Linked DNA regions of Homo sapiens: region 1 is linked to region 2. Evidence: chromatin loops called from intact Hi-C (ENCODE). Cell type or tissue: GM12878. All regions are shown on one strand. Links, peaks and the distances in the headings refer to the core of each region. The heading gives the core; the rest is flanking DNA.

What was found. A loop is a pair of places that touch in the nucleus more often than their neighbours do. Peaks named below come from ENCODE experiments on the same cell type or tissue, not always from the same donor. Only the 100,000 strongest peaks of a DNase experiment are listed, where the experiment ranks them.
Region 1: a loop joins it to region 2, with 5 times the contacts of the local background. A loop is called at or near these places in 18 of 110 quality-filtered maps.

What each region holds. Positions count from the first base shown.
Region 1 is chr2:37,616,824-37,632,975 of GRCh38, forward strand. No RefSeq gene overlaps it. Among named protein-coding and RNA genes, the nearest start is that of CDC42EP3, 47 kb to the right of the region's middle. RefSeq lists enhancers at 8,363-8,632, 12,112-13,311, 12,774-12,863, 12,874-12,923. In GM12878, for the core only: no CTCF peak of the experiment used is centred there; DNase peaks (open chromatin) are centred at 7,448 and 9,548; H3K4me3 peaks cover 1,635 bases; H3K27ac peaks cover 7,535 bases.
Region 2 is chr2:37,563,056-37,579,207 of GRCh38, forward strand. The region is part of intron 1 of LINC03063 (long intergenic non-protein coding RNA 3063); the gene reads left to right. Among named protein-coding and RNA genes, the nearest start is that of LINC03063, 8.6 kb to the left of the region's middle. RefSeq lists enhancers at 7,723-8,032, 8,133-8,192, 11,257-11,446. In GM12878, for the core only: no CTCF peak of the experiment used is centred there; DNase peaks (open chromatin) are centred at 7,976 and 11,146; H3K4me3 peaks cover 885 bases; H3K27ac peaks cover 6,011 bases.

The DNA.
Region 1 (16,152 bases), core at 3,187-11,186, 52 kb after region 2:
TGAGCCATGGAACAGATGTTTGCGGTTTATGACTACCTCTGCTTAAGCCTGATTTCTTAAACAAGTAGTATCTTTCAGGTGCCTTCTAATATGCACTGACTGCATTTGCTGGAGGCCTCTGTCTTAACACAGTCTCTTAATTCCCCTTCCTTTTGACTGTGTGGTTCCAGGAATGCTTGGATTTTAGTAAAATCCTGGCCTTTGATTAGGGCTGAAACTGTGCCTACTGCCCTAATGGTACATGGCAAATTAAATATCCCCCAACTTGGGTTTTGATGTGTTTGCTCTGATGAACTTTTCTCATTATGGGTTGATATGGTTAGGCTTTGTGTCCTCACCCAAATCTCATCTTGAATTGTAATCCCCATAAGCCCCATGTGTCAAGGGAGAGACCAGGTGAAGGTAACTGAATCATGCGGGTGGTTTTCCCCATGCGGTTCTCGTGATGGTGAGTGAGTTCTTACGAGATCTGATGGTTTTGTAAGGGACTCTTCCTCCTTTGCTAGGCACTTCTCCTTCTTGCCACCTTGTGAAGAAGGTGTCTTGCTTTCTCTTCGCTTTCTACCATGATTGTAAGTTTCCTGAAGGCTCCCCAGCCATGCTGAACGGTGAGTCAATTAAACTTCTTTCCTTTATAAAATTTCCCAGTCTCGGGCAGTTCTTTATAGCAGTGTGAGAATGGAATAATACGTGCATCGAAGGGCAATTCACGTCCTTTCTCTCCTGGGTTGGATTTCTGGAGCTAAACTCAGGTTTGCAGGAGTTAGCATTACTTCTTCACCATGGAAAAGAAAAACAAGGACAGGTGGTTGCATAAAGGACCCAGTGATTAAATCGAAAGCACCTGTGAAAACTCAAAGTCAATATTTTCTTTAAAGGAAGGGAGTGTACACAATCATGGTTGTTTAAGTTAGCTACCATAGCAGAAATGACCTGAATATCAATGATTGGCTTCAGCTGCTCAGCACGTCCTTCGGGTCGAAAAGTTGGGCAGTGGCCTCTGCCAACTTGTTTTTAATGAGATATCCTAATATTTTGAACAACATTGCTATGCTTCTATTTCTACCTTAATGAAAACAATGATATCACTTATACTTATTAAGCACTAGCCATGCATCCAGCACAGAACTAAATATTTATATGGATTATCTTGATTAAACTCCTCACAATAACCCTATGAAGTAGCTGCTATTTTCACGAATAGATGATAAAACAGAGGCTTAGAGACAATCTGCCCACAGTCATATAGTTTGTAATTGAGTCAACCCATGGCTGTTGTGACTCCAAAGTCCATGCTCTTACTTAGTATTGCCTGCCTGTCTTCATCAGTTGGGTAGAAGGTAACTTCTAAGTTTGTGTGTGTGTTGGTGGCAGGGGTTGGTGTTTTTTTTTTTTTTTCCCTTCCCAGGTGTTTGTTATCACAATGATTTTCACAATTCCATGTCCTGTTCCTGTGCTCTCTGTGGTGTTGACTGCATCAGTGGGAGCTTAGCTGGGGCACCTGAGTTCTCCTCCAGGTGTCCTCTGTGAGTGGTGTCTCATCCTCCAGGGCATCTCCACATGGCTTCTCTCCAGCAGAACAGCCTAGTCTTCCTCACAACATGGCAGCTGGGATCCAAGAGGGAGCTTAACCAAGAAAACAAACCCCTTTTCCAATTGCTTATATTAAGCCTCGCTTGCTAAAGTCTCATTGGCCAAATCAAGTCACATGATCAAGCCCAGATTCAACGCAGGAGAGAACTTTACCAGGGGTAAATATCAGGAAGTGTCATTCATTGGCGAAGCCACAGTAGAACAGTCTATCTCATTAGTAATAATAGTAATGATATCTTTCATATATTGAGCACTTACCATGTGCTAGTCAGTGTGTTATAGGCTTTACAAAATTATTTTAATCATCATAGTAACCCAACCTATCAGCTTGGTTTTATTCCCATGTTATAGGAGAGGAAACTGAAGCTCAGACTAACCTGATAAAATGACAAGAGTGAATTCAAACACTGATCATTCTAAGTTCCCGATCCAAGAGATAGAAATATGGTATACAGAAAATGAAAAAAAATTTTTTTTTCGTATAATGATAGCCCTTGGAATTCATAAGGAAAAAAATAAAGGTACTAGTCAATGACTTTAATGCTCAGTAGGTAGCATGTTTAGGGGCCTTCCTGCCTCAAGACTAATTCTCTTGTATTTGCAGCCAGCCTTTCTAATTCTGGTATTTTGAATGGAGAACAGTCAATAAACAAAATTGGGTATAATTAGGCTAATCAAAATGTGAAATAATATAGTGTAACTTTTCTTTTAATCAGCCTCTTGTTTTATTCTTTGGCTAAATGAGCTGGTCTTTCCTCTGGCTGTGTTTTCAAAAAGTTCTGCTCCAAACCATTTGGCAAGCAGTGAGCTGGAGAAAGAACGAAGGGGAAGGGTCTATACCCTATAATGATGCAGATTTCAAAACATAGCTTGGATTTTTGGAAAATCCCTTCATGAGCATGAAAAATACAACAACTATGTTCAGATGCTTTTGCCAGCTGAAAACCACCATGACACTTGAGATCAGTTGCAAACGTTCTCTCCTTCCCCACCAGCACCCAGGGCTGTGGTCCAGGCAGTGAACACAGTGTTTGGCCTGTCCCAGGCCTAAGGGTGTATGAAGTGTGGGCATTGTTGGGTGAGCTTGGCTGGGAGGGCAGTGCCTCAATGCAAGGGAATCATGTGGAAAGATTCATGGAAATTTATATTAAAATATGATACCTCCAAAAATAATTTCTTGCAAGCAGCAAGAATTAACGCATTGTGAAACAAACAGAGCTTTCACTATTAACTTCAGGGAAGAAAAAAAGGGAGGGTGGCTGGCTCAGTGGAAAATATCGGCTGTAAGCTGTGATTTTTTTTTTCTTGCCTTTCCCATGCTAGATGGCACTAATTGAAGAGCTCAGTTGTTTGGGGAGGGGGTTTTTGGAGGAATGTAACATGATCACGTGATTTTTGGTGCATCGTGGGGTCCCTATTTTATTTTCACTGTTAACTCCACCATTGTTTTGGTCTTTGAGGTAATTTTAAATTTTAAGCTGATTGCATGATTTTTCTGGAAGTCAACACTCGGAGAAAAGGCTGATTTGGAGGGCCTGCAGAAGTGCTGGGGTGGGTGTTGACAGATCTGAGTGACATTTGCATGGTATTTCCCTGTGTCACCCCACCCCTGCCACCCTTAATCACCCTAGTGGCAGTGGTTTAATGACACAGAGATCCTGGAAAAGAGTGTTTCTCAACCAGTTTCTTTCAAAGGGAAGCCATGGAGGAAGGAGCCATTTTATCTGAGCAAACAGCAAATTCTTACAGGAGCTTGTAATGGCTGTCCATTCTCCCACTCCACCCCCCAAAATAGAACTTGTGGTGTGAAATGAGGACAGCAAATGATTCATATGTAGATGGGTTTATAATTCATTCTAGAAATAAAGCTGAGCCTGTAAATGACATTCCAGGAAAAATAAGAAAGAATGAGTGGCTTTAAGGGTACACCAGACTGCTTAGGCCAAAATTAAAATATTTGGTAGACTTAAAATAATTATATTTATTTTTTTGAAAGGTAATATGTAATTAAAATTTCCTCTGTGGAATAGTCACTTAAAATAGGTTTGTAGTATTCATATTGTGAATTTATGGAGGGATTGTATGCTTTGATCTCATCAATGGTTCTATAAAGAAGCTTTGACATGTAATGTTGATAGTGACAGAACAGAGGCTCAGATTCTGTCACTTTCCAAAGGTCACACAGGTTGTAAGTGACTTAAACTTGGAAATTGTGTCTCTAAAGCTCATTCTCTTTTCATTAAGTTATACAGCATCTCACTCTATAAGGCTGTGTAATGATGACAGTCATGGACCTGCTCACTCATGATCTGGGTGGTGAAGAGTTTTGGATTTAGAATTAGAAGAGGTAATTGGATTAGATTAGAGTCTCACCTGATGTTACTTAGCTGGGTGACTTGAAGCACATCACTAAAATTGTCTGAACCTCAATTTCATTATCCGTAAATTTGAAGGAGATATCATTTATTTATAGAGTTAAGACCAAAAATCGTAAGTGTAAAAGTTCTCTGAAGATGGTACAGTGCTCTACCATGATATACTATTTCTTAGGTACAAGCTATTATTTATTAGGCACAGCAACAGACTAGGAGCTAGGAGAAATTCAGAAGTCTTTTTTATAGCCTGCCTGACAACCTCTTTAATTATTTTCCATCTGCTCAAGAAGCTCCAAGCCCTGGCCACACTGAACTTTTTAATTTATCCTTTACACGATTTGCTCTCTCATATCTCTGTGCTCGTGCGTAACACCCCTCTCCTATGATCTCCTATGCATCTTTCAGAGGCTCTTTTCAGCTCTATTGGTAGTTTTCCTCTTCTAGGTGCCTATGCATTTTGTTCACAACTCTTATGGCATTTCCTACAGTGTGTTATAATTCATCTGTTTATATATATGCTTCTGCTCCTTCCTAAGCTATAAGCTTCTCAAGGAGACATGCTGCCATCTGTATTAAGTGTGCCTGGTACATAGTGGACATCCAAAGGCTTGCTCAATGAATGCATGACTAGAGGTGTAAGAATTACTGTCCTGATCCTCATACACATTACAACCTAATCGAGGATCATGACAAATAGACATGAAACACTAGCAAAATAAACAGGAAAAAGGATTCTGTGATGTAGGTGCAAACCCTTAGCATTGCATAAATTCAGAGGAGCAGGAGACCTTTGAAAGCTAAAGGAATCAGGGAAAGTTTCTGTATGTGGAATTGCTTAATGATAAGTGATGAATGGGGAAATCATTAAACCCACCAGAATTCCTTCAGGGAGAAAATCCTGTTAATTTGGAAGGTACGTAGATGCTAAATACTCAAGGGATCTGCTTCGGGGCAAAGCTGTACCATAAGAGGAAGAGCATTTAGCTATTGTTCTAAGAGATAAGGATGAGGAAAGGGAGAGTGGAGGTGGATTGAAGATGATGGCTGAAGACCACACACCCAGCAAATCTCAATGACATTGACTAAATCCTGAAGTGCTTGAACTGAATGGATTTTTTTAAAAAAGGAAACAATGAATGGACTCAAATTATCCATTCCTTGTGAATATAGGAACGTGGAAACAAAGAGGGAACCAAGGCACAGCTATTCAGAGAATACGAGATGGCCTTCTCAGGGTTCAAAGAGATAGATTTGGGGTTTGGGCCAGGTTTAACCAAATCTCTCAGGATTGCAGCTGAGGAGCAAAGAAAAGGGGAAGCTGATATCTGGATGACAATATCCAAATGAGTTGCATCTCCAAAGCAGAGAATTGGCCATGGGTCTTAAGGAATCATCCAAGTTAAAGCAAAATAATACTTCAGCCCTCTATATAAACATTCCTGTAGCCACTGCCCCCTAGACCTATAGTTTATAAATCTCAGTCTACCCAGTATGCTGATGGAGGAAAAGCTTTCACCTAAACACCGACCGTGTGAGTTGTTCATAATACTAAATTCATTTAACTTACAGAACTATATTTCAAAATGTTATTTTTCTGACATAATTGTTCGTTTTTAAATGAATTGATGGCTTTTGATGTCTTTACGTGGCAAAATTAAAATGTGTCAACTTCGTGTTCATTTTCTAAATTTCTTAGAGATTTTATTGGTCTATAAAATCCAAAATTTGAAGAACCACCTCTTTTAATATGACCCATAGTATCATTTCAGTTAGCTAATTTGCTCTGAATTAAATGGCAGATTTATTTTCAGTTCCTGAATTCATTACTGGTGGTCATGGTTGGTGTGGTTTATTAAGGCAATTCCTTTTCGAGTCACATCATTCGTAGCCTCTTCAAATTAAAATTTGTGAACAGGTATACTGCCACAGGTACCCTGAAGGCTGTCTGCATATGAACAGGGTTTGGTTTTGTAGTCAATATGCCATTCAACAAGATGAACCCCACAGTTAGTAAAAACAATAGCTTGCATTGTATTATTACAAAGCAGTGTTTGTGTAATGATTACATATTTTCACTTACATAATTATGAAATGTACAAGTGTGACTGCTGCACAGTAATTAGTCACAAATGGCACACATTTCATGTAAATGGCTGCAATTCCTGTGACTCTTCCTATTGGGGCTAGCTTCATGAGCGTGTGACCTATCTAGTCCCACAGGGTCCCCTTGCTCAAGAGGGCCCCATGTTTGGTTTAATGTGCTGTGGCTGCTGTCTTGAAATTGTTCATAATTTTTGACAAGGGGACCCACCCCACATTTCCCCTTTACACTGAGCCCTCCAAATTACATGGCCATATCCAACTGCTATTGCAAAGATTCAAGCTGGGCTGGGAGGTAGAAATAGAAGGACCAGGTAGAGAGGCAGGGAGCAAGACTGAATCCTTTTAGTCATCTCAGGAGCCTCTGCCTCCAATCCAACAAGAAGGGCTTCTCCTGTTACTTAGAAAGTCTTGGCTCTTTTATTCAACTGGAACAAGGAAGAAGAATTAGCTTTTCAGAAAATAAAAAGTTTTGGTTAGGTCACAGTAAGGGGGAGCTGGGGAGATGCTATGGTTTTGATATGTCCCCAGATTTCATGTGTTGGAAACTTAATCTCCAAATTTGTATGTTGATTGGAGATGGGGCCTTTTGGAAGTAATTAGGATTAGATAAGGTCATCAGGGTTGGAGTCCCCATGATGGGACTGGTAGCTTAATAGGAAGAGGAAGAGAGATCTGAGCTGGCATGCTCTTGCCCTCTCACCATGTAATGGTGAGAAATCAATGTCTTTTCTTTATAAATTACTCAGTCTGTGGTATTTTGTTATAGCAACAGAACATGAACTAAGACAGATAATTGATACTGAGGAGATGGGCTATTGCTAGTAAGAAATACCTGAAAATGTGGAAGCAGCTTTGGAAGTGGGTAATACATAGAGGCTAGGCTCTGAGAATAACTCACAGTGGTCAAGTGGCCTAGGAGGTGCCTTCAGGGAGACCAGAAGCACTTGATGGGATAAATAGTGGTCATAAGATAGGCAGTGTAAACTACCTCACTCTTCCCCACTCTTCCGTAGCATCTGCTGTGAAGATACTGTTTCTTATGGTTTTGTTAGTGGATTTCTTTGTGGAGCTCAAAGTTCTGAACCCAGGTTGATTCAACGTGAAAATAAACATTGATCGTGCAGGCTCAAGGAGCCAGAAGACAGGGGTCGGGGGATGGAAGGCGGGACAGTGGGCAATTGGGCTCAGAGTGATGTGTCCTCAGTGAGAATTCCAGTTTTGCCATAATCTTCCCTGTGAAGTTCTGAGAATGAGTGTACAATGCCATAATGTCCTGGACTATGGTGGGGATGGTGGGTGTTCCCCACACTTGAGCAGAACGAAGCCTGTGTAAGCTGTGAAACTGTCAGCTTTGGAGATTAGTCATCCTTGCTCAGACCCTATAAAGCTTTTGCATTAGTTAGGCTGATGTTTCACTTTTAACTCATATAATAGGCTTCAGACACTTGGAAATAGTGCTTTTATCATTAGGTATGTTGCCATTTTTATTTTTTCAAGTTTCTCGCTCTCTCTCTCACCACATAAGTACACTTAAAGCTTTACCCTTGCTATGAGGTTAACCTAAGGCAGAGGGTATGTTGCCAGCTATAGGCCAAAAGTCTGGGTAGGCATGCGAGAAAGAAATATTTTGGTAGCAATATAGCTTAGGAAGTCAATATTTTTTAACATAAGTGACAGCAAATATTTACAAATTCAGGCTACTGTGGGTGTTCAGATTCTGAGTGAAAAGCAATCTCATGCACTGATATTTACTTTGAATATGTTCTCCTTTTTTCAGCACCCATGACTAATTCCCCTTTTCACAGGGTGAAGAGCAAGTTGGCTCTTGATCTAGCCAGAAAAAAAAAAAAAGGTTTTCTTATACTTCTGGTAGTAGGCATGTGGTTAGAATACAGGAGTAAGAAAACAAATGTGACTCTTAAAATTATAGTACACATTAATAAACGAACTAAACATCTAAATGTTGCTAAAGTGACTGAATCACAGATCCACTGTTTCTTACTCTGGTTTTTGCTAGAGGGGCAATGAACATGTAAATTGAGGGTACAATGCAGCAAATGAACTAAATTAGAGACTTTATTTGAGTATTGTTGATGCCGGGAGAGATGAGAAAAATAAGACAAACCTTGCCTTCAAGGAACTTATATTTGTGAGGAAAATACATCAACAAAGCAAAGTCAAGTAATCATAAAAATATGAACGGCTCTTTAACAGTAGAAGGGAGGGAGAAAGCTGAGCGTGGTTAATTTATACATGGAATGTATGAAGTTGTTTCAGAGAGGCAAGAAATTATTTGCCTCTCTGAGTCTTCCTGGAAACAGTCTCCCTGGAGGAGGTAGATTTGAGTATTGAAAGGAGCATTCTAGGCAGGCAGAAGGCATGAGTGGAATCACAGAGGTGGTGAAAGATCCATGAGAGTGAGATGAGTAAGCCAGGCTGGCTGATGTGAGGTTTTGGGATGGTGAATAATTGGAGACTGTGCTGGAAATAGCTAGTGCATTGGACTCCAGAGGGTCTTAATTGGTGGGACAGGAGCTTCTGCATGCACCATGAAAGACCTGCTCTGACACAGTGAAAATCTCTGCATCTCCCTTTCCCACTGAGTCATCTTAGGCTTCCCTCTCTGCTTTTCCCTTGAAGCCAGGAGTCCATTCCCAGTGGGCAGGCCCATCCTTCCTGAAATCCAGCACAAGATGAGGCCTGGTAGGTGAGTGTGCAGGGCCATGGTGCAGACTCCTCCAAGCTCATCATTACTCCAGCTTGGTCAGGGTCTGTTTGGAAAATGGAGTGGTGACATCCTCTTGCCTCAGGATGTGTGGAAGCTCCTTCCATGTATACAGTAGAAACAGAGCATCTCTGATCCTTTATTACCCCCAGAACCCACTCTCCTGGCTCCTGGCCGAAGGGCCTGAGAAGCAATTGTAAAATTGGGAGCTTGCCCAAAGGACCAGTACTATATAAAGATTCATTTCAAACCCTGAGCAAGGCGTTACGGATGCAGACCTGATAATGAGCCATTATGAGAAAATGAAAAGCACAGACTTTGTGGTGGTGCCCTCAGAGCTAAGTAATTCTGGAGAGTAATTATGAAGCAGAAGAATGATTATACAAACTGCAGACTAAACATTTAGGCCCTGTGTGTGAGGCCAGCTGACAAAGCAGAGGTAATTAATAGGCAGTTACAATGTGGAAGATTCTGGAAAGTAGAGTTCTGTTGTCTGAAATTTAGTCTGACAGAGGAATATTAGCAAGATAAATGTATTTGGACCAAGCACTCCCGAGAGGAAGGGCATGCTCAAATTGTTTCTGTAAAAAGTCTCTGGCGGTGTTTGGCTCCCTTCTGCGTCCTTCATGAAACAGTTCTCCTTGAGTATTACGGTTGGCAAGCATGTGGGTGGGGGAGATGTCACACGCACCCGCTCCAGCTGTACAAGCAAGCCACTGCGAGGATTAGACGCTTGTTAGTTATGAACTTAGGTGTCTGGTCTGTTTCTTTGCCTTTCAAAGGCACTTCCTGGCAGAGAGGTACAATGGTGCTTTGCAGGAAACCCTGTGCCCACAGCATCTGTTCTGCAGCTTGGCAGACCGCAGCTGGCCCTGAGCATGGCCTACTAATTCTCTGGGTCAGGTGTGGCTGTGGTGAGATGGATCTCAGCCAGGTAAGACCCTCTAATCTCTGTTTTCTTTCTCCTGCCATAGATACACTGATGATTGGAGGGTATGACAGGAATTCTTGCCTGCCTTTGGGTCGTGAGGGAAACAGAGACAGCGTAATGGCTTTTTGGAGTGCCAGGAGCAGAGTCCCCAGAGTTCATTCTTAGAAAACTATGAAGCTGTTCTTTGAACTCCAACTTTTTCTCCTATATTCATTCAGGGCTCTTTCCTCTACAACCCCCTCATTCTTGCTGTTGATAGATGCCTCTTTCCTACTCTCTAAATGTCCAATTTTATCTTCCTTTGGAATGCCATCAAATTCTTCCTCCCTTTTTCTGTACCCCACCTCCAAAAATAATCCCAACACCCACCTCGTCAGAGTGTCCATTTATTTCCTCAGGGCTAATCCCAGAAGGAGCATACAAGTTGGTGAACTCATACTAATATGTGAATGATTGTTGCCCTTGGATGGTTAGAAAATCAAGGTAGTTGTCCACTGTAGAAGATTGTTTAAAGCCAAGTGGTTAAGAATATTCTATATCCTTCCTTTTGCATATATTATCTCGTTCATCCTTGTGAAGCAGATAATCTCACCATCTCAATGTACAGAAAAGGAAACTGAGGCTCAGAACATTTTGAGTAGCCTACTTAAATAGTCTAGGCAGAGATTGAACCCCCACGTCTCTGGCCCCAAGAGGTCTTGATAATTCCCTCACAACTGCTGCCTAACAGCAGATAAAATATATTTGGATTCTTCTCACCTTTAAGAAAACCTAGTAAGTTAATCTCTAAAAATCAGCAATCTGCTCAGGGGATACAGGGAGAACTAGGACTATTGTCCCAAATGTGTAGTCATATTTATCTGCTTACCAAATGACCATGTGTTGAATCCCTGAAAACCATGGGAGAAATACCAATTAAAAAAAAAATCAGAGTTCTGTGACTTCTTCTTTACTAGGTTTCCCTAAAATTATGTTTTACTACAAAACCCTGAGTATAGACCACATGCTACGAGATGATCCGTGATATCTCTTAGCCCAGTTATAACAACTTACAGTTTTCCTTTTTTTTTTCTAATTGAATACAATGTTCCCAATTATATTAGTTATAAAAGATAATTGCAAAAACCATGCCTGGTCATTTAAAGTCATCTTCTTCTTGAACCAGTTGGTTCCATCTGGTCTTCTGGATGAAAGAAGTGGAAGACACTGAGCTGAGTTCTGCCCTCCAGTGAGCTTTGTTCTCCAGAAGTTACTTTCTATGATGCCAAACCCACACATCTGGTGAGAAGCAGATGAGGAAGTTTCCCTTGGGATAACCCAACTGGAGGTGATTCACATCACTCAAGGGTGATGCCATAGTCAGAAAAGGAAACTTGACTTAGGCAGAAAAGGAATTGTTGTCTCTCATAACCAAACCATGGGAGCATAGGGTTGTGGCTGGACCTTAGGAATAATCTGGATGAGGAGTCAATGATCCTAAGCCTTTGTCTCCCCATCCCTGGCCTCTGCTTTTCTGTACTTGTTGATTTCATTTTGTCTGACAGACATCCTCCTGACAGCTGAAAACAAGACCAGCAGAAGCAACCAACCCTCACTGCTCACAGCTTGGGCCCAGTGCTCAGCCCCAGGACCAGCTGACACTGATAGTAGCTGTTTTAAACCACAGGAATAAAATGGAGGAAAAATCATCTTCCAAAGACGAGAAATGCTGCTCACAAAAGAAAGGTGCTGTGTAGATTCCCAGTAAACAATATTATCTATAAATGACTCTGGGAATCACTAATAAGTGATGATGAAGCTGATTATGCATTATATAAATGTTTAGATTTGAAAAAAATTGATTTATAGCATATAAAATCCCATTATTTTATATTACTGAAATAGGAATATGAAGGAATGGAAACATTTTATTTTAAAAACATAAAGTTACACTAAGACATTAGCTCCTTTGACTCACATATTTCAAAAACAATGACGGTTTTCAGTGGAAAATAATGCTAAGAAGTTCTGAAAATAACAGTAATAAGGAAGAATTTGAGTAATGAAACATTTATTCACTCATTTTCCTTCAAGTATGTACAATATAGCTATAAAATAATTAGACTAAAAAATGGCAGGCACAGCAGAACCTTAAACCAACAAATTTAAAGTATAGACATTTTGTTGGTATAATAAGAGCATTAATATGTATTGAATGTTTACCAAGTGCAGGTAACTATTATAAAACCTTTATTGGCATGATCTGAATTAGTTCTCAAAACAAATAGTTGGCAAACTAAGGCCTGTGGGCCAAACTCGGCCCACCTTCTATTTTTGTACAGAGTTTTATTGGAACACAGCAACACTCATTCAATTATGCATTGTCTATGGCTACTTTTATGCTACAGAATTGAGCTGTAGTGGCAGAGACTGTATGGACTACAGAGCCTGAAGAATTTGCCATCTGGCCCTTTACAGAAGAAGTTAGTTGATCCCTGCAAAACAATCCAATGGAGTAGGTACTGTTATTTCTGCTTTACCCCAAGGTCACAGAATGGTAGTTGTCAGGGTAGTGATTCAAATCCTGAACTGTCTGACTATAAAGTCTATCATCTTTTTAGATAGATTTATAGCACAGAGCACAGGCCCTAGAGTCAGACTGTTTGGGTTCAGATCAGATTCTACCATCTAGTAACTGCATATTGGACAGTTTGCTTAACTGCCCTGTACCTCGGATTCCTCCATAACTCTTCCCATTGGTAATAGATGTGGCTGGTCATCCTTCGTGTCAGTACAGGCCTTGGACCCGGGGTGTCTGTCCTAGGCCCTGCATCTCAGGGCCTCCCATGCTTTGGAGTGCCTCCTTCAACATTCTCAAAGTTTCTCTGGGAACAGCTGGAGTAGCAGTGCCATCTGGGCAGGGTACCCTGAGCTGGGACCAGTAAGTATCCTAGTCCCCATTTCTGCCCTTTGGATTGCTCTTTGATCTCTACTTCCCAGCCCTCATGTGGGGCTGATCTGATGCCCCAAGGAGCTCCAGGACTCATATCTGTGGGTTTATTTTGGGATCCTTGACCTGGCCCTGATTCCGGGTGGGTGACCAGATGAGCCACTGCTCCCCAGAATAGCCCAGTTTTTCTTGTTGAGTCACCAGGCAAGTGCAGACATGTTGATTTTGATGACTCTCACTTACGTAAAACCCATACGTTCAGGGCTCTGAGGTTCTCATGGCCCACTGCTGGCCCTTGACTAGAGCCATATGTGGGGTCCATGTGTCAGGTCTCACCTCTCCATGTCTGAATAAATAGTGGCTTCCATTCTACAGCACCCCAAGGTAGTAAAGGTGGTGTCACTTACCCTCTCCCCTGTACCCCTCCCATCACTAGCACCAGGAAAGTCAAACCCCATCGCTGAGCATTCCTCCAGAGCATTGTCTGTCCCCAAAGAACATTTGACACTTGTTCTGCAATGTTAGCAGACCCTCCTGCTTGAGGCCCTCCAATCGATGTGTTGCCTGTGTCAATGTGTTGACATGAACCCTCTGTGCTTAAGCCATGTTGGGGAGACGTGGACATTTCTTGTACAAATAGGACCACTCTTCTTTTTCTACCCATGGGTTTCCCCCACCTCCCCATGGTGAAAGTGTGTGGAAGGCAAAGGTGCTGTCAACATTAAAAGAAATCACATTCTAGGAATGCAGGAATTACCGTAGGGAGTTCAAGAGAAGATATGGTCAGAAAATATGCTCTTCTATATTTATGCTATAAAATTTCAAACAGTGAATTTAACATTCTCAGAAAATGAATTAACATTCACATTTTCCTGCATATTCTGGGCAAGACTTGACTTTGTGGTCATCATCTCCAAAACACAGTAACCGCCCTCCCTTGAGAGCATCAGTGGAAGCCAGGATTCATGGGTGGCAGCAGGGATGACACAACATCATGATTGATGATATAACCAGCATTAAATAAATGATATTAAGGAAATCCAGAGGCTAGAAAAGCTGTTATTTCAATACAAACAAATGCTGAAGAGCCAGTGTTGTAATAACAGCATTGCAACCCTTTTCTCCCAGTGAGACATGTGGAATTAGCACATCTAACAATAAAAAACACAAAGAGGATTCTGGCATCTGCACAGAAAGTGATGGTGCCTAGACACTATGAAAAAATCTTCCCTTGCACTGATTGAACAATAAGCAAATACAAAAATACCTGTTCTTTACCCATTATTCTAAATCTTCATTGATAAATCATGACTCAGATAGGCCTACGAATTTTGTAAAACATTAAATCAAATTCCTTATACAGACAGGGACTTGGCAGAAAATATTTTCCAGGGACACATACCATAAAGATGCCCTGCTTGGTATTACCTCATTTTCTTTTCTATGAAGTCACTCTTGCTTTCACTTGCAGTTTCTCCTGTCTTTCTTCACGTTGGTGCTTTCCCATGTTTTTTTTTTTTTTCTCGTTTAGGGTGTTCTTTCCTTCTTTTCAAAAATCACTTTATGCTTTGTAATATTTGTAGCCCTCAACTTCTTTCCAAGCAGGTAATTTTGCCTTTCTCTCTGTCTCTTTGGTCATCTGCCTGTCTTAGCCTTTCAGACATTCTCACACTGTAATACACACATGCACGTGCACACACACACTCTATACATATACACTATGCACATATCATATATACACACAACTGATAAACATTTTGTTTTAACGTACAAGCAGCATGTTTACACAGAATTTGTCCTTGGCTTTAGTAACTATACTCACCAAATAGAGGGCTACATATGTGATACAGGAGAGTCAGTCCAGGATTACTTGCTTTCATTCTCAATCTTGTCTGGATAATCAGGTTACAGTATGCTAAGGACATCAAGATGCCCAGAATGGCACAAGTGGAAATTCTTTTAGATGCCTTGTTGTGCGCTCTTGAGTGTCTGTGGTTAGAACTTGATTCTTTACTGGCCTATGGATCAAGTGTCCTGTGGTTTGTGACAGCTGCAGCATTGGATGAGATAACTGGGGGTGCCAGGCATAATTCATCCCCGTATGTCCACATTCTGACTATAGAAAGCTATTGACCTAAAATAACATTTTATATCATTTAAAAATATTTGGGTAGCCTAAGATCCATTTTTTTGTTTTGGATCAGGAGGTACTACATCCAATTTTTACATGTCGTACCTCTTTGTTTTCACAGATAATTTATATTTCTTTATCTCTGACACTATTTGGCTGTCCTAGAAATAGCTGATGACACCAATTAGGAGATACGCTCAGTCACTGATGACGTCCTATCCTATTATGTGTTCATGCACAGCAGGGCAGGGTATCTGAAATGCATTTGCTTTAGCACATTTAGATAATGTGTGGGAAAGGTGACAGGTTTTTATTTTCTTTTTTGCCAATTTGTACATTAGTGTCTCTTAAGTGGCAGATTAAAAATTTCTTAAAGCACTAACACTGATTAAAAATGTTTGTTTAGGCTTGTTCAGAACTCTTAAGTGCTTGCAGGAGCCAAATCACATTCTCGTCCTTTAAGCAAACAACATTTTAAAAGCCTATAATGGCTGTATCTTATTGAAGCAAATGATAATAACTTTCTATAGGGCTATTTTCTTTTATAAGGTAAATAACTAAAACTTGTAAATATGGAAAAATAATCCAGATCCATAGACATATTTGTAAGTATATATTTCTTAAAAATGTTTCAGTCCTATTAGTCTCTATCATTTTAATACACTGGCAAAATATATAGTACTTTGTTCTTTTCTCAAAACTCTTTTTCAGAATTTATGGCATTTCTTGTACCTGGTAAAGACTACTGATAAGCCATTTCTTGTGGACTAATAAAAAAAATTAGTTTTTGGTAAGCATTAATTTTAGTCTCTGCTTTTTATCTGTTTATTCATTCTTTCATCCTTCATTCAGCAATAGCTTCTGTGCTGGGCTGGGAGTCAGGTTGGAGGAATGTGCCCTCTCACCAGGAGGATGGACTTGATTGTATCACTGTGGGGGACCCACTGAATAGTGGGACCTCTGCAAAGTGCAGTGCAGCCCAAGAGGAGAGAACAACTGATTCTAACACAGGCTTCACAGAGAAGGTGACAGAGGTTTTAACGGGTTAGTAAAAAAGGAGTTCATGCAAAGACAGAAAGGCTGAAAAGACGGGTATTTGGGGAGTTCTGCAATGGTAAATGAGGGGGAAGCTAAATGTGTGTGGCTGGTGGCATAAGTAACGTGGGATGTGTAGATTGAGGCCAGAAGGCGAAGGGACTTGAGTGCCATTTTCAAGACTTTGTTTGGACTTTGTCTCCTAGCTATGGAGACCTCATAAGGACCTTTAGTCAGGGTGGTGACTTAAGAGTGGGCACTATTGGAATCAGAGGCTCTTACAATAACTGTGAGAGGGAATAAGGACTTAAGGCAAAGACCTTCTTTGTG
Region 2 (16,152 bases), core at 4,900-12,899:
CCAGCCACCTCGGCCTCCCAAAGTGCTGGGATTACAGGTATGAGCCACCATGTCAGGACATAATTTAAAATAGTCTTATGCAATGCACACTGATTCTGTAAGAAACCCCAACTATGCTGTGTCATTAGTTTTACCTTCCATAAATAATAGAATTTTAGAAACTTGATTTTGTTGTTGTTGTTTCTTTTTGTTGTTTGCCTTCCTTTCCTGAGCTTTGAGGAGCTCTGGTGGAGAGCAGGGAATGGAGGTGGCAGGAGGGGAAATGAGTTGATGCCTTTTTTATCTTATGACAAATATTCCTGCTAGGTTCTAAAATCATTCAAACTACTCTCAAAATTGCATTTGTCTGTTTCAAGAAGTCATGGCATCCAAATAGTTGAAGACCTCTTTGAGTATTTTCATTCTGCACACTTGTAGGGCGGGGATTCTTGAGTTGGATTTGTCTGGTCCACTTTCTTAGCAGGTTTGTTTTCCTCTTTCTTCTTCCCATTAAACAACAGTGGGTTACATTTAAGGTAAAGAAATTGGATCACAGAGTGTCCGAGGGCTGTGGGAAGGAGGGAGATAGTGGCCTTTGCACGTCTGCTTTGAGGATAATTTTGTGTATTTTTCGAAAAACCGTTCCGTTTATTTTTTAGCACTAGGTGGTAAAGACTTAGTTCCCACAAGCCTCCCTGAGTTGGTTCCTAGTTCTGGCAGCAGTGGCCTCTCAGGAAGTTACTAGAAACTTCAAAACAGCCAAAAGAGAGTCCTGAGTGTTCTTCAGTGAAGTACTAGGTTTAATTTTCCATGGGTTGCCTATTTTAAAACTATGCAGACAAGATTAACTTGTGGATTTTTTCCAAAAGAAGCTGCAAAAAATTTCTGTCTCATGGAAGAATCATCCCTGAAAAGTTTCTTGCCTGGTAAGACATGGACCAGTTATTTTTTTTAAATAGATACCCAGATTCTCAAAATTTTTTTAAAAAATGAGTCCTAACATCTTACTGTTTACCTTATTAATTAGTAAGTTAAATAAAATATATGAGTATTCTTTTTATATTTGTCTGAGAGTCATGATTGCAGCAAAGGCAGGCAGGGAAACTGCATTGTCCATCTTCATGCTGGACCATGGCAGAAATTTAAAGCCAACAAAGCCAAATTAAAAGCTGAATTTAAAGCCAACATTGATATATAATTCACATACCATAAACTTTACCTGTCTTCAGTCTTTTAGGACTGGAAGTAGTTTTCAAATGATCGAAAAACATTCTAGGAAGAGAAAAACTAAGCTATTCGAGGGCAGTTTTGCTCAGTGTCTCAGGACGGTAACATCACCCCTAGGTTTCTGATGGTCGTTGGATTAAGGAAGGTGTTTGTGAATCTTTGTTTCCCATAAATGTCATCAGGGCTCTGCTTCACACAGGGGTTGTATCCAACCAGAGCATTCTGTTTTATTTGGTCTGAGTTTGCTGATGTTCTGTGACAACCAGCTCCGGATGTTTTATAAACAATTAACCTGACAGTTTGATGGATGAGGGTAACATTTGGGTATCATCTGCACTACAATGAAAGACAGATGATTATTTTTGACAGAAACGATCACCACTCACAATGTGGAAATGGTGAAGCCAGATCCCCGAGGCTCACACTGTCTATAGAATTAGGGCCAGATCAAAACCCACTTGAGAGTAGGCCCAATAGCCTGGGTGACGGACCCGATTTGGGCATTGGATGTGAGCTGCAAAGGCACACAATGTGTTTTAGAAAAGCCTATGTTTGCAGTTCCAAATGTGAGTGAAACAAAGAGAAAGAAAGGCAAGTCCAGCTCTGGCAACACTAAAATCAACAGGCCAGCATTGGCCCTGGGATTCATTTTAATTCACAACGTAGTTTTTAATGTTCTTTAAGTTTTGTGTCCTATTTTATTTCTTAATCAATTTTTAAAAATTGGCATATAATTCACATACCATAAACTTCATCTGTTAAAATGTACAATTCAGTGGTTTTTAGTATTTTCGTAGATATGTGCAACCATCACTCTCTTTCCAGAATATCCTTTCCATCACCCCAAAAGGAAAGCCTGTACTCATTAACAGTCATTTTCCCCCAAACCCTGGCAACATGAATCTACTTTCTATCTCTATGGGTTTGCCTATTCTGGAGTTTCATGTAAATGGAATTATCTAATATTGGTATTTTGTGTTTGGCTTAATTGACATAGAATAATGTTTTTGAGGTTCATCCATGTTGTCACGTGTATCAATATTTTATTCCTTTTTATGGCCAAATAATATTCCATCATATGGATAGACCCTATTTTGTTTATCCATTCATCAGCTGATGGACATTGGGCTTGTTTCTACTTTTTGGCTCTTATGAGTAATGCTGCTACAATTATTCATGCACAGGTTTTTGTGTGAGCATATGTTTTTCCATTCTCCTGGGTATATGCCTGGAAGAGAAATTGCAGTATAAATGGTAACTCTATGTTTAACTTTTGAAGGAACTATCCATTAGATTTTTAAATAAATCAGGTGAGTATCAGTGTGTCTTCTCATCTCTGTAAACAATCTGAATTCTTTGGGAAGAAGATGGTGATAGTAGAAAAATGTATAGACCAAGTGGTTTGTGGAATGCAGTGAGTGGGAACTGTCCCTGCAGGTGTCTGAGTCTATGACAGCAGCAGAGATACTGGTTTCTTTTTGGGAGGGAAGCATATCCATGTTGCAGCCAAGGAGCAGGCACATCTGCCACTAGCCAGTGGGGATGGGTGGGATGACTGATTTTTTCCTTTTTTTTTTTTTTTTTTGACGGAGTCTTGCTCTTTCAAACAGGCTAGGGTACAGTGGCACAATCTTGGCTCACTGCAACTTCCACCTCCCAGGTTCAAGCAATTCTCCTGCCTCAGCCTCCCAAGTAGCTGGGCTTACAGGCATGAGCCACCATGCCTGGTTAATTTTTGTATTTTTAGTAGAGATGGGTTTTACCATGTTGGCCAGGCTGGTCTCAAACCCTTGACCTCAGGTGATCTGCCCACCTTGGCCTCCCAAACTGCTAGGATTACAGGCGTGAGCCACTATGCCCAGTCAATATTCCCATTTTTTTAAATAAAACATCAGCCAATCCAGAGAAATACATTTTGTACCTACTATGTATGTTGCACACTGTGCGATTGCTCTGAAGGGTACTAAGAAGTATAACACAATGACCTTGGCTCTCTAGGACTGGATAGCTTAGTCCTGGGAACCAGATACACACGTCCTGCAAAAATGTCTTAACCAAATATCAAGTCGTATAGTATAGATTATAGGTTTTCTAGGGAACAGAGCATTCAGTGTGGGCTGTGAATATATGTGGGGGTCCCATATTCATAGTTTCCTCCAGGAAAGGGTAATGTGAAACTAAACTGGGTCTAATTGTACATATGTGATTCATCTTGGAATGGAAGAAGCATCTACTTTGCTTCCTTTTCCTCCCCCAGGCACTGTCTGTCCCCAAATTCATAAGACCAATGAACCCTGCTGGGACAACGATAGGATTTGTTTTGATCACATGGTAATTTTGAGCAAGAGGGCCTGGAAGACATATGGGCCTTGTTCCAATGTTCTATGAAGAGCAACGTGTCCCCTGGGCGAGTCACCCGACCTTCTAGACTCTGGCCATAGAAAAAAGTGGGCTTTTCTGGACACCAGATGCCTCCATGATTTGATTTCTTTTTGGTATATGACTCACATGGAATGATTTTAAAAATTGCTGTGGACCAAGTAGTGTTTCTGTCCTTTTCTGCAGCTGAATCTGGGCACATGAAGATGAAGCTGAATCAGTATTTTTTCTACACTTAATTCAATTCAGCACAGCAGGATCTGGATGAGGCAGGAAATGAGGAAGCAGAGGAACCCAGGGTGAATGTGAGAGACGAAAGTTCTGGTTCAGCTTAAAGTTAAACCAACACAAGGGTTAGATGGGGCATTGTGTAAATCAGCATTTTGTTTCTGAATCAGAGACAGAGACATTTTGGGTAACAGAGATAGGAGACATTTGAGCTGCTTAGGGGAGTTTTGTTCTAAGGTCATACTTGAATTTCTTAGAAATCAGAGTTCCTATCATTTTCCCAAAGAACACAGTGAGGATTTGGCCTCCTAGTCATTACTGATCAATTTAATACCATGTTAACAGTAGTATAGCAGTTTTGCAAAAAAAGGAGGAAAAATCCCAGAGTTCTTTGGATTTAATAACATATAGTAATTTAGAGCAGATACATTTAATACCAGTGTTCAAGGCTAGCTACATATGGCATGGAAAATATGTTTTAAGTTGGTCAAATCCAACACATTGGAAAATAAGTGAATCAGCTATAAATCTCTGAGAAAGGCAAAGCCATAGGGGTGGACCTCCAGTTTGTTGGAGGTTTCACATGGAGTGGCCCCCAAGTCACTAGAGTTTGAGGTTCCTTTTGCATGTCTGGAAAGGCCTTTGAAAATCAAGCATGAGAACTATTTTATGAGAGCTTACTATGTGAGCCAGGCACCATTTTGAGTATTTTCCATGTATTAATTCCTTTAATCCTCAAAACAATTCTATAAGCATGGTGGATGCAAGTTACTCTCAAATCATTCAGAAAAAAAATTTAAAAAACAGAGAGAGGGAAAGAAAGAGAAGGAGAAAGCAAGTGGGGAAAATGCTACACAGGAGGAATGTGAATAAAGAATAAATAGGGCTGGGTGCATTGGCTCGCACCTGCAATCCCAACACTTTGGGAAGGTGATGCGCAGGTGGGTCACTTGAGCCTGGAAGTTTGAGACTAGTCTGGACAAATGGTGAAAGCCCAACTCTACAAAAAATACAAAAATTAGCTGGATGTGGTGGCATGTGCCTGTGGTCCCAGCTACTCTGGATGCTGAGGTGGGAGGATTGCTTGAGCCCCAAATGTCGAGGCTTCAGTGAGCCAAGATCGTACCACCACTCTCCAACCTGGGCAACAGAGTGAGACCCTGTCTCCAAAAAAAAAATTAAAGAATAAAAATGAGGAAATAGGATTTCTTTGTACTAATCTAGCTCTAAGTTTGAAACTATATCAAAATAAACACTTAACAAAAGTACCCCTATGAAGAAGATGTTATTCTCATTTTAGAGATGAAAAAACTGAGGCACAGAGAAGTTAAGTAACTTGCTTTTGGCCCCCTGATACCAAGTGGTGGAGCTCGGATTCTAGATCATGGTTCAGGGAGGTTGATAGGGAAAGAAACACAGATATAGAAATACTATTAGTTGTTCAAGGGGTTATTTTGATCTTTGTTGACAACTTCATACTACAGACCGAATATTTGTGTCACCACCCCAACCCCAAATTTACAGATTAAAATTCTCACCCCCAATATGATGGTATTTGGAGCCCTTGGAGGTGATTAGGGCATGAAGGTGAAACCCTCTTGAATGGAATTAGAGAGCCCTCACTTCTTCCACCATGTGAGAACACAGTGAGATGACGGCCATCTGTGAACTAGGAAGAAGCCCCTCATCAGATGGCAAATCCTCTGGCATCCTGATCTTGGACTTCTCAGCCTCTAGAACTGTGAGAAATATATTTGTTGTTTATAGGTAACCCAATTTACAGTATGTTGTAAAAGAAGCTCTAACAGACAAAGTCACCCCGGAAGCATAATTTTGGTCTTGTCACCAAGCTTAGCATTTGGGTGCTTGGGCAAATCTAGTGGAGAGGCAGGCAGGCTACAGGAAGTGGAAACTATGAGAGCCAGGAGGTGCCTAAGATATCATCTGATTGATTGCTCTGCGAAGTGTGGTCCTTGCACTGCTGCTGGCCCAGACACTGTTACCTTTTTTTGGCCAGATAAGTACAGAAAGTATGGGTAAGCATTTAGAATTCTTATAGAAATTTGACATTGCTGCACCTTCCAAACATCATTCTTCTGGTAATTCATTTTTTTATTGTATTTCACAAAAACACAGTCTACAATAGATTGGGGTGGGGGGAAGAAAGGAAAAATGTGTTCCTTCATTACACATTTAGTTTGAGAAGCAGTGGTCTAGTCATATTCTATTTACAGGTGAGACAACCAAGGCTTGGAGAAGTATTCTGAGAGCTGTTTCAAGGTCTCATAATTATACAGTGGGAGAAGAGGATCTAGAACTGGGTCTTCTGCTTCTAGCTCTGGTGCCTAGCAATCTTTAAGGGATGCCATTCCTACTGAGCCATCACATTCTAGGCAGCCATAAGGGCAGCCTAGGATCCATCTCTCCTTTATCTGCAAGTTGCCCCTGGGTACCAAAATAGGAGCCAGAGCTCTGGCTAAAGACTGCCCATATCAGTCTTTGTTGGATTCAAGCTCTGGGGTTAGGGAGAGAGGACATCTCTCTGGGAACATTGCTGCTGACATCTCATTGTTCCCTGCCTTTACTGCTCACTTGCTAGTTATTACTTGGAAAAGATTGATCACTGGTGAGAAGAAATAGGAATTCAGGTTATTAGGAACGTTTCCCAAGGATATAGCACCTTTTTAATCCCACAGAAGTTCATAAATTTTCCAGCTGTGCCAGAGGCACATGGTTGCAGAGCGTGAAAGCCAACTGGCACTCTAAATGGAACAAGTGGAAAATTCTGCCTGTGAAAGCCAAAAGGAATTCTTCACCTTAATTAAGAAAAAGCTCTGCAATATTGAAAGTCTAGGTAGAAAAGACAAGACTTGGCATCTGACTTCTTTAAAATGAACTCTGCTTAATTAGGACTTAGTTAACATAAATTGGAAAAGATCAAGACCAAAGCCCATTGAATTGGGTCCAGTTTAGGAATTAAAACTGTACAGTTCAACTCCTGCCCTTGACAGCAGTTCTGCCTTCTTAGTTTTATAGGTAACAAACTTGATCCCCTTCCTAAGGGAATGTGCGTAAGCTATCTGCTTCTCTAGGGGAAATGAACTCTAGTGATTTTGAGAGATTACATTTAAAGGGCAATTTTCATTTACAGTTATCTGATTCAATACGTGTGGAGCTTTGCATCAACCAAGAACTTGTTTAGGGCCACTCTTGGTGTCCGGCTGCTTGCAAAAGTCAAATCAGTAAGCTATGTAGGACAAAATGTTACTCAGGTTGAATCACTTCATATTAATGAAATGTAAATAAAACCAGAGAAAGGGAAATTTTAGAAATCCAAATAAACACCCTTAATGTGATTTGTCTTCCCAAACAGTTCCCTGGATTCTCTTTTCTGTGTGGTCATGTCTCAAATGCCTTTTAGTGATAACCCTGAATACTCCACATTTCAACAAGATACAAACATTTCTCTCTTGTGTTCTTATTTGCTGTTTCTGTTAGAAACATGAAAACCACATCAACTAGATGGAAATCCTAGAGGAATTTAAGAAGAAAAGATCAATTGTTTGACAATAAACGTGGTAAATCCCATGTGATCAAATAAATGCTTATACATGAAAGCAAGAATATTGTACTTTGAACTCTTAACTATAAAGTTGGGCTAAAAATGATTGGGCAGACCTGTTGGTAGGGGAAGCTGTATTTCAACACAAAATCTAAAAAGTCTTAGATGATGAGGCAAAGATCAGTGGACATGTGAGAGCTGACATTTTCTACTACTGAGGTTGTTTTGTTCTTGGTTTAAGAAAATGGATCTGGGATAATCTAGTTTTTATGAACTCCTGCAAACGAAGCGGCTTTAGTTACGTTGCAGTTGTTGAAAAGGACTGACCCTTCCCTGTAGCTTTGATGTGCAGTGTGAATTTGGCAAAGGGAACTTAAGTTTGCCTTTCAGTGCTGAATGGCACCATTACCGAGGCTCATGTATCTGTCAGAAAAATCACTTCTCTCCTGGTAAAGCCCCTTCTGTCTCAGGATCATGTGAGATTCACCACACAACACTCACTAAACATGGTATCATTTTTACGTAATGAGGGAGTGAGAACTGGAACCTGATTTCATATTTTTTCCCACAGATTTTACTTTCTACTCTTGTCAGTCATATCTGCAAGGCTGACAGTTACCAGGGGCTGTGGCCAGGCATGAGGGAGAATGTGTCATTGCTGGCTGCGTTGGTCATAGCAACGTGTCTGCCTCAGAACAGATCCAGCATGGATGAGCAAACAGAAAAATGTGTAAGAAGGCTTGTGACTGAAACAGACCAAGGGTGAGTGCCGGGACTGTCCATCAGAAACTTTCAATGATCAGTAACAGGATATTCACACAGTCATTTTACTTTTCAATAACTTATCAAGTTGACAAGCAAATAATTAATAATGGTTTGTCACTGGTTGGCAACTTCTAAAAAAGTCTATGGCTGAGAAGGACACTCATTTCTCATAACCTCAGCCAGTACTGAATTACAATGCCAATCAGCAAATGTATCAAACGCCAGAACACTGTTAGCAGCAGCTGAGGCATCAGTATGAGTGAGACATATTTCTTATTCACAACAGAAACTCAGAGTCAGTGGAAGAAAAATATGTAAACACATTTTTCTAATGCAATAAGATGAGGGCTATAATAAATGTATGAAAAAAAGTGCTACAGGAACACAGATGGAGGGTTGATTGATTCTGCTTGGGAAAGTCTGAGAACGCATCACAGGGAAAGAGAATTTAGCTTCTTCGAAAGATGAGTAGAATTTATTAAAAAGGAGGTTATTTTAAGCAAAGAAGTGCATCATATGCGAAGGATGATGTCAAGGATGTGCTTGTCATTTTCAGGGTGTAAGCGTAGAGCAGTTTCATTGTCATTATCTCTGTGTGTTCAAGAGGTACATTCTCCCAATAAATCTAATTTTCAGGACTATTGTCTTCCTTTGGACTCAAAATCTAATTTGCAATGCAAATCTGAGCAGTGACTTCCTTGTTTCAACGGTCTCAGACTGCCCCTAGAAATGATGAATGCATGGGTCCCATAGGTGAATGCATTGGTCCACAGGCAGAGAGAATGGAGTTCCAAGTCAGTCAGGCCAAGGTTCAACACAAGGAGGTGGGAACTTCAGACTGGAAGCTGAAGCAGTTTCTATGGTCATTAGCGGCAGAGGCCAGCCCAGAAGACCAGGGAGACTTCACTCCAGTAGAGGCCAGAAGAAGATTCCCACTATCGGCTTCAGATTCCTCTTTTGTAAAATGAGCTAGTTTGACTAGATCTGTTGCTGGCAAACTTTGTTTCCTAGGCCCCAGGGTTCCATGAAGGTTCTTCTGTGGCTGGTGATGAGAAAGAGTAAGGCCAACTTGGGAAGGCTAAACCTCCTCCACCCCTTCACTTCACTAGAGTAGTCTGATTTCATTTGTTTTCATATTGGCAATCCACATAAGATAAGTTTGAAAATGGTATATTTTACAGTTCAGACAAAAAGGAAAACCTTGGAATAGAGAATTAAGTGCTGGTTCTCTGGGATTCCAAGCCTCCTTTACTTCCTCTGAAATCCCATAGTACTTGATTTATGCCTCTTTATAACACTCATTTTTACCCTGTGTTATTTTTTATGTTTCAAAGACGTGCACTTGTTTTTTCTCTTATGGATGTTTTTGCTCAATGAAGGCAAGTACATGGTGGCTAAACCTTCCCAGACACACTGGCCTTCTTCCTGTTCCTCAGATTCACTAAACTCATACTCTAGTGTCTTTGCATTTGTGATTTTTCTCTATCCAGAATATGTTTTCCCAGATCTCCATGAAATTTTCTCCTTCACCTATTTTAGGGATCTTCTCAAATGTGACCTTATCTGATGAAATTTCCTAAACACCTTACATATATATAAAATGTAATTCCTATTCTCCTTACACACTCTGTCACACACACACACACACACACACACACACACGTCTATTCTGTTTTAGTTTTTCCATAGCACTTAACATCACTTGACATATTTTATATTTCATTATTTGTTTCACGTCCGTCTCATCCACTAGAATGTAAATTCCAGGGGCCAGAGACCTTTCTGTGTTGGTCACTGATCTATCCTGGACACCTGGAACAGCGTCTGACATGGAGTTACCACCCAGTCACTGGAAGTATTTGAGACTCAGTTCCTGTCCAGCCAAGACCTCCTATTAGATAAAAATAAGATCCCTCTTGCAGTGACTGACAGTTCAGCCATGTTTTCTCATTGTCTATAACGTCCAAACCAGTGTGCCAACACAAACCACCTCCTCTAGTACAGTCTGAATAGAATTGTAAAGAGAGAGCATGGGATTTGGAGATGGAAGATTTGGATTTCAGTCTTAACCGTCATATACTAGTGGGGTGCTTTTAGGCAAGTGACTTAATCTCTCCAAGCTTTAATTTCCCCACCTGTAAAAATGAGGTAATAATTGACCTGTCATATAAGGTTGCTATGAGGATTATCACAAGTAAAATGTGTGAAAAGCGGTTTGCAATTTGCAAAAGACCACGTTAGATGTGGCTTCTGGAAAATGAAGCAGTAGAGAAACAGGACTCTAAGTTGCCCTTAAGCCAATACTAGTACTTCTGGCAACTACCTAATTCCTCTGGAAATGGGGATAAGGATACCCCTTTCTGTTTGAAGGTGGAGAAGTGAATCAGATGATCTAACTGAAATTCCTTCCAGCTTTATGATTCATGATTTTATGTTTGTGATGAAATCAGTAAGAAAATATTGAGCACAGAAAGTATTTTTACTGATACTACAAGGTTTTCAAATGAGTAGTCCCCCTAAACAGTCTCTTTTAGCCCTGTAGAATCATCTGTTACCATATGTAATGGAAAGGCAACTTTATTTCAAGATTTATGCTAATTTCTGTTTCCTCATATTTATACTATGTGCCTTAGCCCCATAGATTCAGAAAATAAATTATATATCTATGGAATGCATTTGGCACTTAGCTTAAATTGCCTTTCCCACTAAACTATTTTTTGTTTATTACCATTGATATAAAATGCTTGAACGCTCAGAAGGCAGTGTGTTCAGAGGCAATGAACACTTAAAAAGGAGTTAAGAATTTAAGTTCTTGTCATGGTTCTGTCACTAGCCAGTTAAGCAGCCTCAGGCAAGTTGCCATCTCTCTGGGCCTCAGTTTCCATATGCATGAGTATGTGTGTGTACATATTACATATATATTTATATATGCTGTATGTAATGGGGAGGGGAGAAGTCACATGAAGTACCAACTGCAGACTCAGGAAGAGAACTGCCTTTGCTTCAGAACACACCTTATATGGGCATGTTTGGTTATGAAAATGAGACCTACTGACCATAGCTTGACTGGGCTAGGACTGAAACAAAAAGGAATATGTTTCTCTACGTTATAGAAGAAAAAGATACTGATGAGGTGACCCGGGAAGAGAGAGATGCTGGAGAAGGGGCTATGAGCAGGAGGAGACAGGGGAGCAAGGCCCAGTAAAAAATAACCAGAGGCTGGGACTCGAATGAAGAAATAAATAGACACCGAGAAGCTCTGAGTGATGGGAAAGCTCTGAGTGAGGGGATAAAGCAAGTGGGGAAAATGCTACACAGGAGGAATGTGAATAAAGAATAAATAGGGCTGGGTGCATTGGCTCGCACCTGCAATCCCAACACTTTGGGAAGGTGACGTGCAAGTGGGTCATTTGAGCCTGGGAGTTTGAGACTAGTCTGGACAAATGGTGAAACACTGACTCTACAAAAAATACAAAAATTAGCTGGATGTGGTGGCAAGTGCCTGTGGTCCCAGCTACTCTGGATGCTGAGGCAGGGGAATTGCTTGAACCCGGGAGACAGACGTTGCAGTGAGCCGAGATCACGCCATTGCACTCCAGCCTAGTGACAGAGCAAGACTCCGTCCCAAAACAGGGACAACTGATGTCTGGTGAGGAGACATTTTCCTGATGGACTGGGAGCACATCCACTGGACTAATAGATGTATTTGTGCTGGATTTGTGTTCTCTTCCTAACACACTTTGTCTCCCTCTTCTAGGCCCTGCTCTCTGCTAGATTTTCTCTTTCCTTAGTGTCCTCATGGCTATGCTTGGGGTGCCAAGTCCTTGGCTCTCCAGTTGCAATTGCAGTTGCTTTTTTTTTTTTTTTGAGACGGAGTCTTGATCTGTTACTAGGCTGGAGTGCAGTGGTGCAATCTCGGCTCACGACACCCTCGCCTCCCGGGTTCAAGCGATTCTCCTGCCTCAGCCTCCCAAGTAGCTGGGATTACAGGTATGTGCCACCACGCCCAGCTAATTTTTGTATTTTTAGTAGAGACAGGGTTTCAACATGTTGGCCAGGATGGTCTTGATCTCCTGACCTCGTGATCCACCCACCTCGGCCTCCCAGTGGAAATTGCATTTTTAAGAACAACTCTTTTCAGAGGAGCAGTGGATGACGTTGGTGCTCCCAGTCAGACCTCCCAGGATCTTTTTTCTTTTTGAGGTGGAGTCTCCCTCTGTCACCTAGGCTGGTGTGCAGTGGCGCCATCTCAGCTCACTGCAACCTCTGCCTCCTAGGTTCGAGTGATTCTCCTGCCTCAGCCTCCTGAGTAGCTGGGATTACAGGCACGCGCCACCACTCCTGGATGAGTTTTGTATTTTTAGTAGAGGTGGAGTTTCACCATGTTGGTCAGGCTGGTCTCGAACTCCTGACCTCGTGATCCACCTGTCTCGGCCTCCCAAAGTGTTGGGATTACAGACATAAGCCACTGTGCCCGGGTGATCTTTTTTTCTTTACCATTTTCGTGTACACTCATATACCCCTTTGCTGTGCATTTGCTTCTAACTCACGGCTTCTGAAGCTCTTTCGAGAACTGCTTTCAGGTTGCCAGGGCCTGTGCAGAGAGCCCCTCCAGCCACAGCACCTGGGCATTTATTCTCTCCACCCCGCTTGTGGCCTTGATGAATGGCCTACAAGTGAGGTAGGTATGAAAGCCCAGTGCTCTTGCTTTTCTTGCCTCTGGTACAAATTGGAGGCATAACTTACACTCCAGAGGTCCCCTGCAGGATCAGGCCAAGACTACCCTCTGTAGGACTTGCCTGCAACAACACCCTTGTTTGGCTTCCTCCCCTTCCTGCTGTCCTCCCTGACTTAAATTTTTATTTTAGGTTTGGGGGTACATGTGAAAGTTTGTTACATAGATAAATGGGTGTCACAGGGGTTTGTTGTACATACTATTTCATCACTCAGATATTAAGCTCAGTACCCAATAGTTATCTTTTCTGCTCCTCTCCCTCCTCCCACCCTCCCCTCTCAGGTAGACTCCAGTTTCTGTTGTTTCCTTCTTTGTGTTCTTATCATTTAGCTCCTGCTTGTAAGTGAGAACATGCAGTATTTGGTTTTCTGTTCCTGTGTTAGTTTGCTAAGGATGACAGGTTCCAGCTCCATCCATATTCCCACAGAAGACATGATCTTGTTCTTTTTTATGGCTGCATAATATTCCATCGTGTATATGTACCACATTTTCTTTATCCAGTCTGTCATTGATTGGCATTTAGGTTGCTTCCATGTCTTTGCTAGTGTGAAGAGTGCTGCAGTGAACATTTCTGTGCATGTGTCTTTATGGTGGAATGCTTTATATTCTTCTGGGTGTATACTCAGTAATGAGATTCCTGGGTCGAATGGCAGTCCTGAGAAGCAGTCTTAATAAATCACTTGCTCACAAACCCTGAATCCACATCTCAGGTAGCCCAACCTAAAATCACCCTCTATCTCCTGAAGTGGAGGCTTTTAACTCTTTTTAGGTCATAGATACCTTTAAGTATCTGATAAAAGGTCTCAGCAGTTTTCCTCTTTTTTAAAAATAAGTACTGCTAGTCACAGTGGCTCATGCGTGTAATTCTAGCACTTTGGGAGGCTGAGGCAGGAGGATCACTTGAGCCCAGGAGTTTAAGGCTGCAGTGAGCTATGATTGTGCCACTTCACTCCAGCCTGGGCAACACAGTGAGACCCTGTCTCAAAAAACAGCAACAAAAAAGTGAACATGCCTGTAATTGGTTTGCATTTGTTCTACAGTCTTGGAAATATAGGACAAGCCTCATCCTTGATTTTTGCCAATTGTCTCTGACTCAGCCTTCCACCCACCAGGTGGTTGAGAAATCCAAGGAGGGCCTTTCTTATTCTTCCTCACTCTTCACTTGGGATCATACAGGAAACCTGGTCCAGAAATGCTGGGAAGGGCAGCAGGATTTCGTTCCATACTCTCGGGATTTTGTTCTTCATTCAGGGGTACTGCTGATGATGTGTGGTTCTGCTCAGGGATCTGTGCTCAGGCCCTCAGACTGCAGCACTAGCGTTCAGACTCTCCAGGTGCATAGCAGGAAGCACACACTCAACTTAGATGAGGACTTAATACCTCTGCTGTACTCTGTGTGAGCCCCACCACCAGATCTTACATGGACAGCACCTCTCGCCTCAGTCTCTACCCCAGATCTGTTTTCAGGAACCACCCTGTAGTAGCTTCATGAAGCTACCTCACCCCTACAAACCAGCCATATTCCCTTTGTCTTCCCTCTTCTAGGGCAATTCCATGTCTGCCCTCTGCCTCCAGCAAAGAAATGGATAGTGGTAGTCTCCTGGGCAGAACTGAGTCCAAAGAGCACTGAAAAGTGAAGAACGGCTATCTCTCTAGAAGGAGGAAGGGAAAAGTGCCCTTTTATTCCTCTACAGACAAAAACTAAATAAGGCAGACATTAATGACTCAATAAAATACCATCCCCATACAATATTGTATATGACCCTAGGAAGTTCAGTGTTCTCAGTACTCCAGGTTGTAAACACCTGATCTAAAGGAAAGGAAGTAAGAAAGAAAGCTGTCCCCTATCCTACCTGTACCAGCCAGTGACCAGGATGCTCAACTTTAGAAGTAAAATGTCTCTCCTTGATCTAGAATCTCTCTATCTTATGTCCGTGGCTTCCCCCTCATCCAATACCAAAGCTGTTTTAGTGAAAGAGAAAGTGAGGCAAGGCTACTAGACCCTTTGGTTTTACCAGGGTACCTAATTAACAAGCAAGGACGTGATGTTGGTACCATTTTTTACCATTGTCGGCATCATGTTGCAATTATGACAACACTTGTTGAATCTGTTAAAAACAATGCCATTCAGAGGCTTGTCTCATGAGTTGGTGATAGGCCTTGGGCAAAGTATTTTGGCCAGGTGATGCCAGTGGTAAACATTCCCAATAGTCAGATGGTGGCCAGAGACCATCAGCTTCTCATGAATAGGAAACATGTATTATTCATCTTTATATACCTAGCAAATAGCATAATACCTAATATTATTACTATTACATAGTAATACTAACATTATTAATAAGTAAGTGTTAGGTGGACCTAATTCATCTTAAGTGAATTTTATTTGCTGGTTAGCATGAAGGATTATGTTAAAAATCTTTATAAATATCTCCTTTTGGAATAGGAAGATATCTTTATATTTGCACTTGCTGTGTACTTCACCATCTTGAAGATAATAAGGTCACATCTCTTTAAATATTTAAATTAAAAGGACCCTGAGTCCTGTCCCACTATTGCACAAACATTGTTCATTACCAGAGTGTTTCCTCCTATAAAAGAACCCTAAACACTTAATCCAGCCACAAGGTGGTTGCTCCAATCTCATGCTTTTATTGGAGTGGGAACCCAGAAACTTCTCTTTGAGGCTAGAGGACTCAGTCTGGGGGACCACACATTTCAGAAGTATCCACCATGTGACTGTTGCTGCCACCATGGCTGGAGGCCTGTTATTGCGGTAGAAACCAGGCAGCTGCTGCCACAGCACAGTGTTCCCACCCGAGTTACTCTTCTTGCTCCTAAATCCTTGCCAGGATAAGAGCTTAGATGCACCCTCTTGGGCTGGAGGACCCCATAACCACCACTAGAAAATAGTTAACCCATGTCAAAATTGCCTCATGTGCTCACAATGGTGTAGCTATTTAAATTCACCCACGTCTTAGTCTGTTTGGGCTGCTACAACAGAATACCACAGACTGGGTAATTTATAAACAACAGAAATTTATTTATCACATTTCTGGAGGCTGGGATGTCCAAGATTAAGGTGCTGGCAGGTTCAGTGTCTGGTGAGGGTCCATTCCTCATAGATGGAGTCGTTTTGCTGGGTCTTCACATGGCAAAAGGGGAAAAGCTTCCTCAGTCCTCTTTATAAGGGCACTAATCCCATTCATTAGGACTCCACCCTCATGACCTGGTCACCTCCCAAAGGCCTGCCTTTTAATGCCAACACATTGGGAATTAG